Regions from separate parts of the Homo sapiens genome. Here region 2 is linked to region 1. Evidence: chromatin contacts called from ENCODE Hi-C or POLR2A ChIA-PET data. All regions are on one chromosome and are shown on one strand. The core of a region is the stretch at or near the end of the contact, and the rest is flanking DNA. Distances in the headings are between cores, read along the strand shown.

Region 1 (3,064 bases), core at 337-2,836:
GCAGTGGCACGATCACAGCTCACTGCATCCTCAGTCCCTTGGGCACAAGAAGTCCTCCCATCTCAGCTTTGGGGTCTTTTTCTATTAACCTATAAGCTTCCTGAGGGCAGGACCCACTTATTTCAAATCTCTTAAACCCTGGGATCTATAACTAGTGTCCCAGGAAGCTGCCATGAGCAGGAAGTGGGTTCTAGAGCTCTCAGCACTGTGGGGAGTGTGGGGCTCACAGAGTGGTAGGAGGAAGCATAAACTTCAGTTGCTGACATCTGGAGCACAGCTGCTGTTTTTTTTTTTTTTTTCCTTCTACTTTCATTTTAGGTTTAGGGGATACATGTGCAGGTTCGTTACACGGGTAAATTTCGTGTACAGATGATCCTGTCACCAAGGTAGCGTAGTACCTGATAGGTAGCTTTCCAACCTGCACCCTGGTCCTGGTTCAAGCAGTCCCTGTTGTCTGCTGTGCCCACCTTTGTGCCCATGTGTATTCAATGATTAGCTACCCCTTATAAGTGAGAACACATGGTATTTGGTTTTCTGGTCTTGAGTTAGTTCTCTTAGGCTAATGGCCTCCAGCTGCATCCATGTTGCTACAAGGGACATGATCTCATTCTTATTACGGCTGCATAGTATTCCATGGTATATGGAATATATACCACATTTCTTTATCCAGTCCATCATTGATGGGTATCTTGGATGATTCCATGTTTTTGCTATGGTGAATAGTACTGTGATGAACATACAAGTACATGTGTCTTTTTGGTAGAACAATTTATTTTCCTTTGGGTGTATACCCAATAATAGTTTTGCTGATAGTCGTAAGTTCTTTGGGAAATCTCCACAGTGCTTTCCACAGTGGCTGCACTAATTTACATTCCCACTAGCAGTGTGTAAGTGTTCCTGTTTCTCTGCAACCTTGCTGGCATTTGTTGTTTTTTTACTTTTTCGTAGTAGGACAGCTGCTGCTTCTTTTCACCATCTGTTAATAATAACTGGATGACATGGAATATGGAGGTCTTTGATACATGTACAAATAAACATTGTGTAAACAGATAAGGAAAGTATACGATAGGAGAGAGAAAAGGCCTTTATGAAGCAGGTTTTGGTGGTAATTAATTTGCTACTAAGGCTTCCAGTTGGTGATGTGAGTGATTTGAACTCCTGGGCTAGGGAAGGCTGTGGAAGAATAACCAACCACCTGCTTTCAACTTTAAGCTAATCATCAGTGATTGATTGTCATGAACAATGGCTTGCATTTGTAACTTGGTTCTTACTTATTCAACAACTGGGAAGAGATGGGCGGTCCGAAGCAACTATGTTAGCTCCAGATCTTAATGGAGGTAGGAAGGGGGCTGATGTCGCATAGCCTTTTCACAAGCTGCCAAACCCAGGCGGATGTTGGAAGTTGCCCTTCTGAACTGCCCTTTCATTTCCATCAGGCGGAGGGCTTGCTTTGCTGCCTGGGAACGTGGTGGTGGACTCTGGCTCTGCACCCTTCCTGCAGAGTGAATGCGCTCCAAATTAGAAAAACAGAAGTGTCCTACTTTCTATTCCCCACCACTGCCTCAGCTTGTTGCCGCAGCACCTCCTGCTTCAGCTGCCCTTCCTTGGGTTCTTGGCATGGCTGGGAGGAGCAGGTGCCAAGGCCCAGTGGCCAGCACTGCTGGGAACACAATACCAGTCAGGAATTTAATGATATCTCACTGCACTTAGTAAATATTTTGTGGGGGGGGTCTTAAAAAAAACAACCTGTAGATGTCATAATTAGTGATATAACAAGACAGATTCTGGAAGAAATTTAAAAATATAAAATTTCAGCTTTCAATCTGGATTGGCTGTTTGAATGAAAAGAGTGAGCAGCTTTTCTAGGCTTGGTTAGGGGATGAGGGATAGCGATAGTCTGGTGTGGAAGCATGATAAAGCATGCGGTGGAACAGACCCTCTGAGGAGCTAAAGGGAGGAAAGCAAGCAGTCCATGCTTAAACATGATCTTTATTTTACGTTAGCTCTTGGCATTTCTACTTCTTCAACAATTAATGGAATATATTCACATTTGGAATGGGCTAATTAAGGAACCTAGAATAACGCTAGTCAGTCATTTAGAAAGCCTTTCTTGGAGTGTTACTTTTAGTAAATGTAAAAGCATACTTCAACTTGTAATTCTCTCTAAATGGAAAAATTATAAATGCTGCCACCTGTTGACAAAATTTGAGGGTGCATTCTACTCCAGTTGGTCAGTGATCCCTGCCGACAGGGGATCTTACTGGCTGGATAATGACCCTCAGCTAAAAATGCTTTAAAATGTGCTGGTCTGACTGTACCTTATCTGACATTCTGTTCTTGGCGGCTGATTGGTGTGAGAAGTACACCTGAATTGCTTTGATTTGTTTAGCCCAACTTGAGACACAGATGTAGATCAATTTAAAGAATGCTGAAGCTCCCATGCTACCTTATAGAATCCATCATTTAAGACACCATTTCATATTGTATGCCCTGAAGCCTTAAAGTGGATCTGTGGCTGAAAAGTATGTTTTTCTTTTTCTTTTTTTTCTTTTTTTGAGATAAGAGTCTTGCTCTGTCACCCAGGCTGGAGTGCAGTGGCATGAACATGGCTCACTGCAGCCTTGGCCTCCTGGACTCAAGCGATCCTCCTGCCTCAGCCTCCTGAGTAGCTGGGACTAAAGGCATATACCACCATGCCTGGCTAATTTTAAATTATTTTGTAGAGACAGGATCTCACTTTGTTGCCCAGGCTGGTCTCAAAATCCTGGGCTCAAGTGAAATCCTCTCAAAATGCTGGGACTGTAGGTGTTGACCATTCTTCTCGGCTGAGTATCCATATTTTAAAAGTCTTGTAGATGAATAAATACTACTACTTACTTGGTAGAGCACTTGCCCTTATGTCTAACCAGAGTGAGAGAGAGCCCCTTTTCAGGACCTGTGACACAGCACCCCAAACTTTGGAGGCAGCCTTAGCCTATCCCCAGGGCCTCTGTGACCATTGCTGGGTCTAGGACACCACACTCGCCCTGAAAGTGGCACTCTTTGAGGCCAGTCACTTCCAACT
Region 2 (3,064 bases), core at 295-2,794, 2.1 Mb after region 1:
GCATGGTGAAATCCCATCTCTACCAAAAAGACAAGAAATTAGCCAAGCATCGTGGTGCGTGCCTGTAATCCCAGCCATTCGGGAGGCTAAGGCAGGAGAATCACTTGAACCCAGGAGGCAAAGGTTGCAATGAGCCAAGATTGTGCCACTGCAATCCAGCCTGGGCAACAGATCGAGACTGCATCTCATAAATAAATAAATAAATAAATAAATGCACTCATTTAGTGATATAGTAGAGAGTCTTTCATAATTTATATAAATTTGACTCAGAGAAAAACTTTTTGGCATATAATCCATTGTTCATTATCTGGAGCTTTTGTAACATTAACGTGCAAAATCTAAATTCTTATTTGTGAAATTTATGGATATGTGTGCATGTAAACTAGCCTCATAATTAAGTTGCATTTATTTTCTGTGAGCTACTAATGGCTTTTGATAACTGATGATCCTTAGCAATCATACATCAATGACATTCAAGGAACGGAAGGGCCTTTAGCAGAATATAATACCTAATATATGATTCATAGAATAATCTTATATTCTTCCTTACTTCTTGTATTAATTGCATTTTTTTTTTTTTTTGAGACAGAGTCTTGCTCTGTCACCCAGGCTGGAGTGCAGTGGCACAATCTCAGCTCAGTGCAACCTCTGCCTCCTGTGTTCCAGTGATTCTCCTGCCTCAGCCTCCCAAGTAGCAGGGATTACATGCATGCGCCACCATGCCCGGCTAATTTTTGTTATTTTCAGTAGAGACAGGTTTCACCATGTTGGCCAGGCTGGTCTCGAACTCTTGACCTCAGGTGATCCACCTGCCTCGGCCTCCCAAAGTGCTGGGATTACAGAATATATTTTAAAAATTGTCTAAAAGTGAATTTATCCAACAAATGATAATTTATTACCACTCATTTTATAATAAAATCTCTTAATGTTGAACCACTTGCCCTCTGGTTGTTACTTTTATAATCCAGAGCTTACTCATAATATCGTTTTATTATATATAGTCAAAGTAATTTTTTTAAAGACTATCTCATGAATTAGATTTTGTTTATATATGTGGTACAGATAAAACTTCTGAAAATGGGCTATATTTTATATCCAAGTTCAAGGTAGTAAGTAGTCTGAAAAATATTTAAGTTATATCACATTAAGCTAAACTATAAACTAGGGAAACTCTGGGCTTGTGAATTCTTGTCATTCTTACTCACATATGATAATGACCTAGTTAGAGATGTGTGAAAAGGTTTTTCTTTTCTTTTTTAAAAAGTGTTTGTCTTTTGAATTAAAATTCCTTCAAGGCAGCACAGTAACTTTCTTATTTCCTATAAAATAAACCACCATCATAACAATGAGTATAGCAACTCATTATGGTTATGAACTCATGGATGATTATGAATTGAACCTAGGAAGCTGGCTTATTCAGTCACTGAAGGTATTCATAAAGAGAGAAACCCATACTCTGAGATACACCACCTTTACCAAGCTCTGTTGGCTTCCTTTCTGTCTCTGAATCTCCCTTTTCTATGTTTGATTTTTCTGTGGGTTGTTGTAGGTCTTTTTTCTCTTACTCTAGGCTGCTTGGTTTTCACCCCTTACCCGCTGTTTCTGTCATCAGTTTCTTTATGAAACACCAACTGATGTAAACGTAAAAGGTGTGAATTTTTTTTAACACGTCTTCCTTTTAACCCTTTCAATGTGTACTCATATGTAACTTGGCATTTAAAAAAAATTAATAGTAAGCTTTTTTTTTTTTTTTTTTAGGTACTCTCTAAAACTGTGAATGACTCTACAACAGAGTCAGCCTTTTTGCAGCCTTTGCTTCTCAAAATTGAGAGAAATGTAACATCTCCGGGTGGATTGGTGTAGTTGTTTATATCATTTGAACAGTGGGTTAGGGCTTCCTTTACTCCATAGGGCCCTTTACTATGTCATTAAATTCAGCTCCTATCACTGAAAAACACTTTTTAAATGACCGAAAAGTAAGGGATAGGAGGAAAGAAACTACTTTGCTGTGTTTAAGAGAACAGTCTTGAAATCAGCATCCATCAAAGGCAGGCCTGATAGTGACACTGGGAAGAGAGCAGCCACATTTTCCTTGTAGTGGGAAAACATTCTTGAATTTGAGCTCAAGGTGTCCAGACATGCCTGAGAACATGCACAGGTATTGAGGGAAGGTGATCTCTCACCACTTAGAACACCCAGGAAGAGATGCCAAAATACTGATTAATCAGCTATTCCTTAGAGCTATGTTACCAATATGTCTCTGTCTGTTAATCCGCCATTTTAAAAAGTCTTATTTGCAGTTTGTGATCTTGCTCAACTCTATTACAGCTAACAAAGGAATCGTTGCATGTTCATTCGTACTTTGGAGGGGCAGAGTGGTAAAGGAGAAACCTTCCCCCATCATGGTGACAGCAAGGGTGAGGGGTGAATAATCCCTAAAGGGGGAGAAAATGAAGAGTTACCAGCTGCAGCCACCTCTTCCCACATTGAGAAGCTAGGAAATTCATGCACTCATTTGTAATTTAAAAATATTGCCAAGATAAGATAGGTGTGAACAATTAAATACTAGAGATTATTTTGGATAGCAAACATTTGATAACAGTCAAGCTTGGTGGATTGGCAAACATTTTCTCTACAGGTCCAGATAGTAATATTTTCAGCTTTGCGGATCATACGATCTGTCGCAACTGCTAAATGTGCTATTGTCACATGCAAGCTGCCATTGACAATACCTAAACAAACAGGCATGGCTGTGTTCCAACAAAACTTTATTTATGTATGCTGAAATTGGAATTTTATGTAATCTTCACATGTCACTAAAAAGGATTCTTCTTTTGTTTGTTTTGAGACGGAGTCTGGCTCTGTCACCCATGCTGGAGTGCAGTGGTGCGATCTCGGCTCACTGCAAGCTCCGCCTCCCGGGTTCACGCCATTCTCCTACCTCAGCCTCCCGAGTAGCTGGGACTACAGGCACCCCGCCACCACGCCCGGCTAATTTTTTGTATTTTTAGTAGAGACAGGGTTTCACCGTGTTAGCCAGGATGGTCTCGATCTCCTGACCTTG

The links. A loop is a pair of places that touch in the nucleus more often than their neighbours do. ChIA-PET counts read pairs that join two places held with the same protein, here RNA polymerase II (POLR2A). Pooled maps may share reads with other maps.
Region 2: a loop to region 1 is called in a pooled map, with 1.8 times the contacts of the local background. The contact joins two enhancer-like sites. A Hi-C loop is called at or near these places in 1 of 50 pooled maps. POLR2A ChIA-PET finds 5 or more read pairs at or near these places in 2 of 52 experiments (activated T-cell and naive thymus-derived CD8-positive, alpha-beta T cell).

Annotation. Positions count from the first base shown.
Region 1 is chr1:65,207,270-65,210,333 of GRCh38, forward strand. All of the region lies in intron 2 of AK4 (adenylate kinase 4), which reads left to right. Among named protein-coding and RNA genes, the nearest start is that of AK4, 61 kb to the left of the region's middle. RefSeq lists an enhancer at 189-268. Within about 2 kb of position 1,587, at least 5 of the 41 ENCODE cell types and tissues checked have a DNase peak (open chromatin) inside an H3K27ac peak, as active enhancers do.
Region 2 is chr1:67,331,652-67,334,715 of GRCh38, forward strand. All of the region lies in intron 8 of IL12RB2 (interleukin 12 receptor subunit beta 2), which reads left to right. Among named protein-coding and RNA genes, the nearest start is that of IL12RB2, 25 kb to the left of the region's middle. Within about 2 kb of position 1,545, at least 4 of the 41 ENCODE cell types and tissues checked have a DNase peak (open chromatin) inside an H3K27ac peak, as active enhancers do.